Linked DNA regions of Homo sapiens: region 2 is linked to region 1. The links are chromatin contacts, found by Hi-C in ENCODE. All regions are on one chromosome and are shown on one strand. Each heading gives the region's core, a stretch centred on a gene start or an enhancer-like site at or near the end of the contact. The rest is flanking DNA. Distances are from core to core; before and after follow the strand shown.

Region 1 (7,625 bases), core at 5,064-7,563:
ATGCTGTCGATAGTGTACTTAGAAGTCTATCGCACAAACTTTGTTTCTTGTTAATTTTCCTCAAAGGCAAGAAAATCTACTTATACTTCTATTTCACTCCTTTTGAATTATATATCCTTAGCTCTCGCAAGCTTACACTATAGCTTCACCAATTCCTATTCTTTTTATAAATATTACTCATTCATTCATTCATTCATTTGAGATGGGGTCTTGCTATGTTGCCCAGGTTGACTCAAACTCCTGGGCTCAACCAATCCTCTGATCTTAGCCTTACGAGTAGTTGGGGCTATAGGCATGTGCCACTATGCCCAGCTCACCAATTCATATTCTTTTCTTAGAAAAAATCTGCTTAGACTTACCTCCCTCGGGAAATACACAGTTGAGCTGAAATGGAAATTAGAGACAAGATAATGCCTTTAAATTTTTATTGACTAACAAGTAGCAAAAACTCTTACTGAATCACTATTTATTGTCATATAAGCTTCTTTGAAGGGTACTCTGTGCATCCTACTCCTGGACTGGTCCACATAAGGGCCAGGAAGACTTTTTATCGGGGCCCTGTGGGGAATCGCCAACTTATCTGGGTTTCCTACAAAGTTGACTAATATTGCTCTCTGTGAGTTCTCTAAAACAACCCCATGAGCACTAATGGACTTTCCTAGGCTCACAGGAGTAAAGTATCCATGGAGCTTTTCCACCTGCCTACTCAACAGCTGGCCTCACAGCTTTGGAGCAACGAGAAAACTCCAGTTCCTACTTTGCAAAAATTGGGGAGGAACAGGAAAGGCTTTCCCACATTTCTCCTCTGCCACTTCCGTAAAAGAACTATGCAGGATGTCTTCATCAGCTGAACATAACAGGAACCAAACAGAAGCCACTTTAAAAAGTAAATCTGTTGAAAACATGGACCTAATTTTTATTGTAAATGGATTTAACTGAAATTTTACACTAGGGAATAAAGCTGAAATATATGAAAAAACTATATTACCTTATGTTTAACAAAGCATGTTTTAATTGAATCTACTAGAAAATTCTTAAATGAACAAAGTTTGATCAAGTGTTCATGTTTTTGGATTACTTTTCCTTCACGTTTCAACTTCGACTTCTTGTTTGGTCATCATGGAACAACCATAAAAAGAATCATTTCTGTAGAAATATTCAAAGGTTTTATGAATTTTCCCAAGGCCCTCTCTTAATCTTATATATATATATATATATATATATATATATATATATATATATTTTTTTTTTTTTTTTTTGAGACAGGGTCTCACTCTGTTGCCCAAGCTGGAGTGCAGTGGCACGATCTCGGCTCACTGCAATCTCTGCCTCCAAGGTTCAAGCAATTCTTGTGCCTTAGCCTCCTGAGTAGCTAGGATTACAGGCGTGTGCCACCAACCTCAGCTAATTTTTGTATCTTTAGTAGAGACGGGGTTTTGCCATGTTGTCCAGGCTGGTCTTGAACTCCTGGCCTCAAGTGATCCACTTGCCTTTGCCTCCCAAAGTGCTGGGATGACAGCGTGAGCCACCACGCCCAGCCAATCCTATACTATTTTTACCATGCATTTTAGAAGTACTAAAGTAGTCATTATCTTTGATTTGTTTCTTCAACAGTTGACTCATCTGCTAGATCTTTACTGGTCATTGACTGCTTGTGAAACCCAGCAATCCACCAGCATTACTTTCATTGACTTTATGAAATGCTGCATCTTTCACAAAAGGTGTATTTCCACACTGAATAAAACTGGATGAAGGATCACTGGTATTAAGTATAAAGAGATAATAAGCAAGGGCAGAGTTTAGAAGTGCTTAGTTCATTAGTGAATATTTTTGTGTCTTCTGCTTCCCTACTAAAACCTTATAATTGCAGGAACTCAAATAATGAAGATCACTCTCTTGCCACCATTCCATATGGTAGGATTCGGTTTCATCAACCCACTAGCATGCCTTCATGAAACCATAGAGCCAGCTGTCGAGAGCAGCTCAAAACAAGAATGATCACAGAATTAACACCTAAAAGCAAATGGTATAATAAAAAACATCATTAAAAGTTTACTCAGCCAACATAATTTTCCAGGAAGTTAGTAAAATCAAGTTAAAAAAAAAAAAGGCAATGAAGGTCAAAGCAAACTCACATTTACCTGATTAGTGCCAAATGTTTCTACTACAGGTTTTGCATGTCACCAGAAAAAAGGCCTGATATGTAGGTGTTAGAGCAGAATAGTATCTAGCCTACAGGAAGATTAAAGGATTAAAATGAACTAATACTCTACTTCCTAAAACATACAGACTTCTACACAGTGCCAGTCAAATGGCAGCCAAGTGTTATCAGCAAGGCTAAATTTGGATCACATAACCTAAAAACCACTTAAGATAAAAAGAGTGCTGAAATAAGCGCAAGCCATAATAAGGGCCAATGAGAGAATGGGTCACGTCAGGTGACATGGTTTCCAAAATAAAAAAAGGCCAACTCAAAATACAAAAGAACTGGGATAAATTCTTGATAGCTGGAATGTTTGGTGGAGGCTTAAAATGAGCACCTTACACCCCACCCCCAACAAAAGGGCCCTTAGCCATTCTTTATAGAATTGAGATCCTGCTTTAAAGAAACCAGAGCACACATGTCTTGCAAGGAATGCATTAATGATCATAACCTGGGTGGCCAAGCATCCAGACAGGCCTGGAACTAGGACTGAACTCTGGTGGCAATACGCAAAGGGCCTGGTTTGACCAATGGGTATCTCAGAAGCTAGTGCAGCCTGCCGCTGTGGCAAGACTAAAAAAGAAACCTTTTGGAGCCACCCCTAAAATAAGCCTCGGTGATGCTGGTAATGAATGTATGAAAATCTAGGGTAGAGGTGGCTTTAGTTCATTATCTAAGAGGTCTCAGCTGATTGGCACTATCAAACTCAAAGGCATGAGGAGTAACACGTCACACAGAAGAAGTCCATGTCCCTCTAGAATAAAACTTAGTAACATGGTGAGTGGTCCAGGCACACACACTGACATTCCCAGGCTTTCATCATACTTTGAATGAAATTCAAGCAACTTCCCATGGCCTATGAAGCCCTGTGAGACCCTAGCTTACTACCCCAATCACACCTTCTACCCCATCCCTGCTGCTCCAGATGCACCGGAACATAGGATCGTTCCCAGCATAGGATTCTGCATCTGCTGCTTCTACTGGGACACTCTTCACCAGCACACAGCCTCGCCCCATAAGTCTCTCCCTTACTTCACTCAGATGTTTGCTCAGTCACTGCCTCCTTTCTGGCTACCCTTATCAAAAATGGCCCACCCTACCCATTCTTCTCTATCCCTTTACACTATTTCATTGGTTATCATTTGTTTCTTCCCTTGGAATAATAAAAACTCCACGAACACAGAAACCTACTATCTGTCTGATTCACCACATAGTCTCTGTTTTCCAAAAATGTGTCTAGGCACATAGCAAATCTCAACAAGGAATGAGATTTGGAATAAATGAATGGACATATACTTGTTGCATTGATACAAATATATTTTATAAAGTAATGAAATATTAAAATAATAAGCAAATAATCATCAATAAGACTAAAATAAACCAAACCAAAGCCAAAGGGCTAATCAAAAATTTGAATGTTTGTGTGCTAAATATTGTACCAACAGCAGCTTAGTAAACCACCCTGAACTCTCCTCTGTACCTGCTGACCTTAAAATTCATGTGAAACTAGGTTCTGGCTGTTACTAAACCAATCTAAATGCCATCAAAAGTTCTCCAAAATCTTGTAGTGGCGCTATCTCGGCTCGCTGCAACCCCCACCTCCTGGGCTCAAGCAATTCTCCTGCCTCAGCCTCCGGAGTAGCTGGGACTATAGGCGCCCCCCACCACGCCCGGCTAATTTTTGTATTTTTAGTAGAAACAGGGTTTCACCATGTTGGTCAGGCTGGTCTCGAACTCCTGACCTCACGATCTGCCTGCCTCGGCCTCCCAAAGTGCTGGGATTACAGGCGTGAGCCACCGCACCCAGCGAATCCTTCTTTAAAGTAACCAGAGCTCACTGAGGCAAGACAGATGGTGCCTTCAGTGACCCATTCTCTAACAACAATGTTGTAACACTTGTCTGCAAAATAGGAACTCATGTTCAATATGTTTTATGTAACTATATTCAATATATTGCAATATTGTTTATGCAACTGAAGAGACCATCAGAACCTAGAAACTAGTAATAGGATTCTCCCAACTCAATACTCCCACTATCACCGAATCACTCTGTGACCATATATTCTTAAAGCACGGAATACATGCCAAAGATGAAAATCCACTAAGCAGAGTCAAAAAAGAGTTATGAACAGATGATGAAACTGAAGACAACTAAGGCCATCAGCCTTGCCCTGCCAAAGATGGTCACTGGCAGTGCAGTACACATGGACACTGAACTCAGGACAGTCCAGGTTCAAATAATCAGTGACCGGCAAGGAAACAGAAGCTGCTGCAAGACTGCCCGGAGTGTCTTCAGAAAGCAATTAGATCTATGGAAGACTAGACCAAGGCAATGCAGGCCTGCAGCACCCCAAGGAACCACAGAGCCATTTCGAGGCTGTCCTTCCAGCCAACCAGACATGGATGGAAGATCTAGACATGCAGATGTTGTTTTAGGTTTCCGACGCGTTTCATGGGAGGCTTAGAAACTTAACTTTCACTTGAAAAGCAACAACTTATCAACCCATCATTATAACCTCAAAGTTGTTTAACAAAGCTATTGTTTTAGTAGGAATGAGGCAGATAACAGGGAAGGACTACTCTTGTCGTTATCTCTAGAAAACTTTCTATTTATGACTCCAGAAAAACAGGTGCATATAAAAATTAGTCATAAGCCAATGGAATGGAGTCTTCCAACTTTTCTGAATTTATCGGTCCATTCACTGATCACAAGTATACATTCATCTTAGTTGAGACATATCAGCCATTGATCGCCTTACTGCCATATAAAGTATGGCCGTTCAAGTCTTACAAAATGTAGCCTCCCAGTTTCACTGCTCTCCTGTCTGGTAAGCAGTGGAGGCACTAGGAAATCTACTCCTCTCCCAGAAAGGATATAGGAGGTTGAAAAAAAAAGAGCAGTAATAAAGTCCTAGCAGTCATGAATGCATTTTGAAAACTTTATGACTAGGGTTGACTATGTCATAGATACAGGCAATTGATTACCAGTGTTCAGAAAGTATTTTCAAGCAGGGCTAATAATCAAACACTCCACATATGAAAGAGAAAACTTCATTTAACAAGCTACCTTTTAAAGCCTTTAATTATTCTAATAAATTATGATTTTCCCCTCAAACATGTGTGAATTGCTGAATGGCATCTTGCCCAATAGAATTTTTCAAAAGAAACTTCAAAAACAATAAAACTAAATATGAGTGTGGTCTACTTAGCTTCTTTGATAAATTTAGTATGATACATTGTTCATAAACTCCTCCACCCTGCCTAATTTTTCCTAAGAGTACTTACCACTATCTGAATTAACTTGATCTGTTTAGTGCCTATTTCTCCCTCTAGAACATAAGCTCAGAAGTGTGGAAACGAAGTCTTATTCCTAGCCCTATTCCCAGCAAATAGTAAAGCCAAAATAGTGAATGGCTTTACAAATATTTGAGGATCAAATGAATGAACAATGACATCTATAACATACAGTCTTTGGACACATATATATGTGAATATGCAACATATATGTACAACATGTTGTATATAAAGATACAAAACAGACAAAGCATTTTACACATGTACAACCTGATGTAGTATAGCATGGGAGAAAACATTAACCTGGAGATAGAATATCAGGGTTTTTATTTTTGTTTTTGTTTGCTAACTCTACCATGTAACAGCTGTATCATCTTAACCAAGTTACTTACACTGTATGGTCCTGAGTCTATTTGTCTGTAGAAAGAACATTCTGAGCTTTATTATCTTTAGGGATACTTTTAACTCGAATATTTTTCTCAATAAACTGGACTCTTTGGAAGGCTGAGGTGGGAGGATCTCTTGAGCACAAGAGTTTGGGGTAAGCTATGATGATGCCACAGCACTCCAGCCTGGGCATCAGAGTGAGACCCTCTCTCTTTAAAGTTCATGTATATATATATAACTTTTGGAGCATGAGAACTAGCTAGATCCTGTCACTGTCAGTGACGGAAGAACGTTGGTAGTGTGGGCTGTGTTGTTTGTGATTTTAAAGGTTACCCTATTTTTATGGGAGGGAGTGGTATATGTAAATATGAGCACATTCTTGGTCCTGACTGTGTTTATCAAGGTCAGAAGGTGTTGGGGAAGGATGACGGTGATAGGGCATGGCATGGCTGCTGAGGAGTTTATAGCTGGGTCCCCTTTCCTGTTCCCAAGCACATGGTATCAGCCGGCTGTCCGGTGGCTCAGTAGGCTCACTGTGTTCCAAAATTACTTCAGAGCATTCGGCTCCACCACTCAAGGAAAAGCAAAATAGAAAATGAGGAGAGGAACAAAGGAGTAGGTTGGAGGAAGGGTGAAATTCATAGGACAGTTTTACAGAGAGCCATGAACCACAGTTAGTTACTGATTTATAATTACCCAGAGGCCAGGAGTTAGAATTTTAGTAGTTTCGTTATTTTGCTTTCCTTACAGCATGGATTATGTAAATTGTTGTATATATGTCTCTTGAATATATATAATACATATTTAAACATACATATAATATACTTAAACATCTATATATATGTTTATATACATATATAAATCCATCTCTTTAAGATGCTCATGCCTTCTGCCTGGCACAGCACACAGCACTGGATCTCTCTGTCAAAGAGTGCTGAGACTCAAGAGTAGAGTCAAGAATTCTACAGAAGAAAACATTCAGCACTCCCCAGTCATACTTTTATTTTCAAGTTTTTATATATAATTAAATCCACAGGAACTATAAAATGCATGTACCTAGCTCCTTTTAAAGTTTAATAAATATATTTCAGCCATTAATCCTGATTTATACTTACAGCTTGTAACATAATTTAGCCCACATGTAGAACTTTGCTTTTTCTATGCCAAGCTAATAAATGCAACCCAGTTTCCTAGAATTTAACAGTACACCATACTCATACTTCATAAAATAAATATCTGAACAAGAGACTCAACACTGTTGTATCTTTTCAGGCACTCAATCTTGATATACTCTTACAGCCAAGAAATCTAGGAAGCTGGCTGAGTTCAAAAAATATTTTTAATAAGGAAGGAACAAAAACCAAAAGCACCCCTATGTTCTAAGGGTGAAAGGGGCGTTGGTGGGATATAACTCAAACCATGACAAACTCTGTGTATGAGAGGCAATTCACAGCTTACAATTTTACTTTCATATGTTATTTCATTTGATCCACAAAACAACATTATAAGACAGACTGGGGCAATATTACTATCTCCAATTTTGTGAACCAGAAAATCAGGTCAAGGAATGACAGTTCCCAGGAGGTGGCAGAATCGGGAATAAAATTCACATCTCCTCTTTTCTTGTCCATGATGGTTCTATACTTTCATTTGATCTTTCACTTATAATAGTCAACCTAGTCTTGCACTAAAACAAATACAGAATCAATACTATCCACACACAATAGATATAGCTAATGAA
Region 2 (7,625 bases), core at 1,932-4,431, 640 kb after region 1:
TCTGTTAAACAAATAGGGGACCTCTACTATTGCCAGGCACTGTGTCAGACCCTGTGCATACACTATACATGTGACACAGGTAGGTGTTAGTGGCATCATTCTACAGATGAAGAACCCAGGGAGTAACAAAGGAGGTGACATAACTTCCTCAAGGTCACACACTTAGTAAATAGTTGAGCATTTACTGCCTCTAGAGGGTCTATCCTCTAGAACTTGATCCCTTTTGTCAAATGCAAGAGCTAAAGAATTGTCGAGTAGAGTGTGTTTCATTCTTGAAACCATCTCAGTTTTCTACCTAGGTAGAATTTAGGAAAACAGAAGGGATGGCAAATATATATATATATAAAAACAGAGGAAACCTTCTTGAGGGTTACAACTTAAACAAGCACAGCCCAATACAAAATACTCTGAACTAAAATCAAACAACAATTCTCAGTATCTCAGAGGGTTTGATTAGTTTACTTAAAGTTTTTCAATCATCCCATATGCATTTACTGAGGCCCTCGTATGTGCCAGGCTCTGGGCTAAGTGCTCCGATACTAAGAGAAAGGCGGTAGACTTAGCCCTGTGGAATTTACTGTCCACCTGAGAACAATGAACCCAAGAGGTGTAAGAGACCAGGATTTCTGAAGAATACAGAAGAAATACTCAGTGTGCTTGGAGAGCAAGTGAAAGAGGGTCTGGCATAGACTGTGGGGCGGGGAGGGCAGGTCAGGGAAGATTGGCCCGAGGAAATGGTTTTAGAAGGGAACTAAACTTACCCTGGAGATTATAGTTGTCAAAGAAAAGCAAATCATAAACAGCCAGGACACACAACACAGACGTTACAGAGACACTGACAAGAGGAAATGGGAAGGAGGCGATTAGATTCATGGGCAGGAGCTCAGAGGAGAGGTACGGGCTGGAACTATATATTTGGAAGTCATTGGCTTACAGAAGGTAATTGAAATTGTAGGTGTCGATGAGATCATCTTGGAAAAAATTACACAGCAAGAAAAGAAGGGAGTCCAGCCCTGAGCTTTAAGGAAGTCTAACACGTAGTGGCTGGGAAGGGGAGGAGTTGCCAGCCAAGATGCCCGGGAAGGAGCGGGCGAGAGAGGCAGGAGGGAATGTAGGAATTGTGGCCATGTGAAATCCAGTGGAGAAAAGCTCTCAAAGGAATCATGTGTGCAGAGCCAACACTGCTGAGGGGCCAGAGATAGGAGGACGCAGAGATGAACAGGTGACAATGAAGTCATAGGTGACCCTGGGGAGAGGTCCTTAGGTGGCATGATGTGAGCAAGAGTCTGATGACAGGCAGATGAGAAAGGGTGGGAAGGGAGGGAATGGAGATGGTATCACCCAGTGGTCTGCAAACCAGGACCCACACACCAAATCTGGCTGGAGGCCTATTTATTTATTTATGATGTATTTATTTATTTTGCAAGGGCCTGTTTTTGTAAAGGAGATTTCACTGGAACACAGCCATACCCATTCACTTACATACGTATTATGGGCTGAATTTTATCCTCCTCCTTGACACTTAATTTTTTAAATTGTATATATTTAAGGTATATAACATGATGTTTTGATATACATAAACATAGGAAAATGATTTCCTTTTTAAAAAATTTTAATCAGGCCAAAAGAGAGAGAAAAAAGAATAAATATTCCTATAGTGAAATGATTTCTACAGTGAAATGAACACATTCCCTCATCTCATATAGCTACCTTTTTGTGTGTGGTAGAAATACCTAACAACTGCTCACTTAGCAAATTTCCAGTATACAGTACATTATTATTATAATTATTATTATTCTTAGAGACAGGGTCTCACTCTGTTGCCCAGGCTGGAGTGCAGTGACAGTCACAGCTCACACTGCCGCTTCAAACTCCTGGCCTCAAGCGATCCTCCCACCTCAGTGTCCTGAGTAGCCAGGACTACAGTTTTGTGCCACCACACCTGGCTAATTTCTTTTTAAATTTATGTTATACCTTTTGTAGAGACGGGAATCTCACAATGTTGCCTAGGCTGGTCTCGAACTTCTGGCTTCAAGCAATCCTCCTGTCTCAGCCTCCCAAAGTGCTAGGATTATAGGTGTGAGCCACTGTGCCCGGCCACAATACAATATTATTATTAACTATAGTGTCCCTCCCAAACTAATATGCTGAAGTCCTAACTCCAGTGCCTTAGAATGTGACTGTATCTGGAGATAGAGATAGGGTCTTTAGAGAGGTGAATAAGTTAAAATGTGGTCATTAAGGTGGGCCCTAATCCTGATAAAGAGGGGGAGATTAGGACAGACAGACACAGAAGGCAGGCCACGTGAAGACACAGGGAGAAGATGGCCATCTGCAAGCCAAGGAGAGAGGCCTTAGGAGAAACCAACCTTACCAATATCTTGTTGTCGGACTTCCAGCGTCCAGAACTGTGAGGAAATAAATTTCTGTTGCTTAAGGCACCTAATCTGTGGTTCTTTGTTATGGCAGCCCTAGCAGCCCATTGGCTATTTTTGCACTACACAAGTTGCAGAGTTGAGTAGTTACAACAGAAGCTGTATGGTGAGCAAGGCCAAAAATATTCAGTAGCTGGCTCTCCACAGACATTGTTTGCCAAGGCTAGGCATGGTAGCTCACCTGTAATCCCAGCACTTTGGGAGGTCAAGGTTGGTGGATCTTTTGAGCTCAGGAGTTTGAGATCATCCTGGGCAACATGGCAAAACCCCATCTCTACAAAAAAATACCCACGACCCGCCCCCGCCAACCAAAAAAAAAAATTAGGCATGCTGGCATGCACCTGTAGTCCCAGCTACTTAGGAGACTAAGGCAGGAGGATCACTTGAAACTAGGAGGCTGAGACGGCAGTGAGCCATGATCGTGCCACTGCACTCCAGCCTGGGCTACAGAGTGTGACCCTGTCTCAAAAAAAAAAAAAAAAAAAAAAAAGAAAGAAGAAAGAGAGAGAGAGAGAGAAAGAAAGAAAGAAAGAAAAAAAAAAGAAAAGAAAGAAAGAAAGAAAAAGAAAGAGAAAAAGAAATGATTCGCCAATCCCTGATACAGACAATTGTTTCAAGGTCATATACCTGGTACATCCCAGAGTCAGGATTTGAACCCCAGTCAGCACCAGTGACTCCTGTTCCCTGCCCTACCCCCTGAGAGCAGGCTGCCTCCCCTCAGCCAGGAGGGCTGGAGCTCAAACAGTAAAGTCAGCATGGTTCTTTTCTTTTCTTCAGTTCATGCTCTGCCCTGTGGGCAGCTGTTGTGGGGAAATGCTGAGTCATAAATAATTCTTACATTAATGCCAAGGCAGCCGGAAGGGAAATGTCAGTAGGAAATGGTATTTCAAATAAGTACAAATTTCATAATTCAGCCAATTTTTTAGACCATTTCTCGCAGCAACATTTTCTTATTTTGAGTTTTGGTAAACTCATAATCATTTATAAATGTGGATAAAACCTACCTTCATTTGGACATGTGACCCAGATATATACATGATATAGAATGGGCCAAACAGATCAGAGCAAAGAGAGGAACAATTGGTCTTATGTATAACTGGCCCTTGTATCTTTACATCACCCAAGACAATTATAGTATTGTGACATTCACTGTTTGAGCTTATCATTGAGAAGCTCCAGGAAGCTTCGATTTCTACTCAACAGAATGGCTCGTTAGTATAATTTTATCCTCTCAGAAATATATTGCAGAAGTCAGCCGTCACAGTCAGCTTCATTTCCTTGAAGGCCTCTTCAGGGTAGTGCCCAGAGACACAAGGGTTGCCAATACCGGTGTCTGCAGGTCCAGGAGCGTGGGTTAAGGAGTGAAGCCAGTTAGGCAGAGAAAACACCGTCCTCCGCCCCACCGCCCCCAGCCCATTGTGGTTATGAGGAAACATAGGCCAGCTGTTCCCAAATCTTCTGCTTTTTCACAAGAAGCCGGAAATCCAGATTTGATGTGAAATTTCCTAATTTCTAAATCTTGGCAACTAATTCAAATAAAAAAAAATAAAAACACAGATTTTTCTTTTTTTTTTTTGCCTGTGGTTTGGACCCCACCATAGGACCCCTGTTAATGACTCCTGCTCTGGTGAGACTCCATGGCCAGGGTGAAGGGCAGGGGTGAAGGGCAAGGGTGAAGGTCGAAATTAGTCTGAACTCACTGGTGTTCATCATTCCTCATGGCAAAACCTTGCTTCCAGGTGTGGTCTTCCCCCGTGCGTTTCTGTGGCTGTATCTGACTTACCCAGTCTCATACCCAGTTTTTCTCTTCCCTTTATTTCTGGATACTGAAATTCTTGGGGTTATTTAAGCCACAGCTGTTTAAAAATGTCAGCATCTGAACCTCATGTTCCCAAGCAAGGAACTGTTGACTGAGTTGGGTCAGCAGGAAGGAATGGACTAGATTTTCTGCCACCCTGACAATGTTTTCTAAACCTGGAGCGAGGCTTCCTGACTCTGTCTCTGCCACTTTTCACATAGGAGTTGCCAAGGAACAGATGAAGGGATACTAAAAATACAAGCTTTGCCATCTCTGTGTTCTTTTTTCTTCAAATCTTTTCTCCATAAATGCCTCGCCTCTTGAATCTCCATTTGTTTTTCTCATTTGTTCAATCATTTATTCACTCAGTAAACATTTATGAAGCAAATAATGTGTGCCAAGTACCACCTTAGGTGCGGGGAGGGCCAAGGCAAATCAGACTTGGTCCCTGACAGTGAAGGGCCTACGTCTATGGTGAGTGAATGTTTGCGTCCTCCTCAAATTCATACGTTGACATCCTAACCCCCAAGGTGATGGTATTAGGAGGTGGGGACTTTGGGAGGTGATTAAGTCATGACGGCCTAACCCTTATTAATGGTATTAGTGCCTTATAAAAGAGACCCCAGAGAGCTCTGTTGTTCTCTTTCTGCCATGTTGAGGGCATGGGGAGAAAGAGGCCATCTATGAACCAGAAATGGGCCCTCACCAGATGCCAAACCTACTAGCACCTTGATCTTGGACCTCCCAACCTCCAGAACTGTGAGAAATACATGTTTATTGTTTAAGCCACCCCATTGATGATATTTTTGTTGTACAAGCCTAAAGGGACTAAGACATGTAGGTTCCTGGATGATCAGAACTGAGGCCCATGTATGTCTGGTGACCAGCACTCCCACATATATAACCCTCACCACCCCCTCTTAGGTATGGTGAATTTGGCTTGAAAGAGTGGAAGTGAACAATAAATGCTAAATTGAAAGAGATACCACAGAGTTTTCTAGAAGAAAAAAAAATCATCATGGTAGATTCCTTTGAACCAAGCAATAATTTTAGCAAAGCCATTACTAAAGTTTCTTTTTCTTAATGGACTTTATTATATTTTTAGAGCAGTTTTAGGTTCACAGAAAAATTTTTTTCATTTATTTATTTTTGTACATGAATAAGTTCTTTAGTAGTGATTTCTGAGATTTAGGTGCACCCATCACCTGAGCAGCATACACTGTACCCAAAGTGTAGTTTTTTTTTTTCCTTACCTGCCTCCTACCCATTCCTCTGAGTCCTCAAAGTCCGTTGTATATTCTTATGCCTTTGTGTCCTCATAGCTTAGTTCCCTCATGGCAAAATTTTGAGGAGGGTACAGAGAGTTTCTGTATGCCCCTTGCCACTGTACACAGCCTGCCTCACTATGAAAATCCCACACCAGAGGATATATTTTTTACAATCAATGAAACTACATTGACACGTTATCACCCAAAGTCCATAGTTTACATTAGAGTTCACTCTTGGTGTTGTATATTCTAAAGATTTGGACAAATGTATAATGACATGTATCCACAATTACAGTATCATACAGAATAGTTTCACTGCCCTGAAAATCTTCTGTGCCTTCCCTATTCGGATTATTTTTTTTTCACTTTGAAATGCTTAAGAACAGCCTCAGTAAAATGTTTATATCCTAGGCAGTGAATGATTTGATCTCTATAGGAATGAGCTGGTTGTTATCATATCAGAATTTGGGGGTAAGCTACAGATGCTAATATAGGGACATAGAAGATTTTTCCCCTCAAAATTAGTTAAGATTAGCAAATAGCATTAAGGCAGTTAACCTTGATGAAATACCTAGCAAGAAATGGGTGATGTTATCCTGGAACTGCTATTCTCCTCCCATCTCTTCTCTCAGCATTTGCCATCCAAACCATTTGGAAGCTTTGGTGCTTGATGCATTGCAGTATTTTTTTTTTCTTTTCTTTGAGAAAGATGAACTTAATTTCTAGTTCAATTTGAAAGTCCTTGCTGCAGTGAAGAACATCTATATTTGCTGAGTTTTACCAGGAAAGGAAGGCATCTTCAGTCTAACCTCTACTGGACTAATGTTTTAGGAAGACTCAATCATTCCAGCCCATGAAGAAAAATCTGCTCAAAAAAATTTGCAAAATATTATATTTTAAAAATCTGTGGGCCGGGTGCAGTGGTTCATGCCTGTAATCCCAGCACTTTGGGAGGCTGAGGAAGGTGGATCACCTAAGGTCGGGAGTTCAAGACCAGCCTGGCCAACATGGTGAAATCCCGTCTCTACTAAAAATACAAAAATTAGCCGGGTGTGGTGGTGCACGTCTGTGATCCCAGCTACTCAGGAAGCTAAGGTAGGAGAATCGCTTGAAACTGGGAAGGCAGAGGTTGCAGTGAGCTGAGATCACAGCCACTGCACTCCAGCCTAGGCAACAGAGCGAGGCTCTGTCTCAAAAAAAAAATTGTATATATTTAAAAGTACATATTAAACCAAATATTTAATGTATTTTTATATTAAAGTGTTTGGTTTCACTTTGCTATCTGTTTATAAGTTCATCAACTTGTGTTTTATTTTACTGTCAAAATAGATATCTATAGAACCATAGTTTGCTTTTTGTTATTATTTTATTCATTTATTTATTTATTTCGAGATGGAATTTCACTCTTGTCGCCAAGGCTGGAGTGCAATGGTGCCATCTCAGCTCACTGCAACCTTTGCCTCCCCGGTTCAAGTGATTCTCCTGCCTCAGCCTCCTGAGTAGCTGGGATTACAGGCATGTGCCACCACACCGGGCTAATATATATCTTTTTTTTTTTTTAGTAGAGATGGGGTTTCACCATGTTGGCCAGGCTGGTATTTAACTCCTGACTTCAAATGATCTGCTCTCCTTGGCCTCCCAAAGTTCTGGGATTACAGGCATGAGCCACTACACCAGGCCAAGATCCATAGTTTGAATGGGCTTCCAGGATTGGGATAGATAGCAAAGGTTCAGCTTAGGCCTGTTCCATTTGTGACTATTGTCACAAATGTTAAATTTGGAGTCACCTGCCCTTGAACTCACCCTTGACCTGGCCAGAAAAATGGAAGCATGTCAATGGTCTGGGGAGGAAAGGACCTTATGTGAAATTAAAAGAATTGTCTGGTTAACCATGTTACACCTTGGGTCCAAATAACTTTGAGTATGGGCACATTTAAGGACAGAACCTAGAGATGAGAGAACTGCTTCCTAATGGATGGAGTGAGATGAGCCCTACTGGCCAGGGTCATCAGACAGCCCTAGTTACTGGCCTGGAGACAAGGACAGTGCTGAAAACTGTACTCCAGAGACATTCCTACTATAGCTGAGACACATCTGGGGCCTCCCCAAGACACCAGAAAAAAA

What was found. A loop is a pair of places that touch in the nucleus more often than their neighbours do. Pooled maps may share reads with other maps.
Region 2: a loop to region 1 is called in a pooled map, with 3 times the contacts of the local background. The contact joins two enhancer-like sites. A Hi-C loop is called at or near these places in 2 of 37 single-sample maps with no recorded cell type and 3 of 50 pooled maps.

What each region holds. Positions count from the first base shown.
Region 1 is chr2:226,764,923-226,772,547 of GRCh38, forward strand. The region is part of intron 1 of IRS1 (insulin receptor substrate 1); the gene reads right to left. Among named protein-coding and RNA genes, the nearest start is that of IRS1, 31 kb to the right of the region's middle. Within about 2 kb of position 6,314, at least 8 of the 41 ENCODE cell types and tissues checked have a DNase peak (open chromatin) inside an H3K27ac peak, as active enhancers do.
Region 2 is chr2:227,412,515-227,420,139 of GRCh38, forward strand. No RefSeq gene overlaps it. Among named protein-coding and RNA genes, the nearest start is that of SCYGR1, 28 kb to the left of the region's middle. Within about 2 kb of position 3,182, at least 19 of the 41 ENCODE cell types and tissues checked have a DNase peak (open chromatin) inside an H3K27ac peak, as active enhancers do.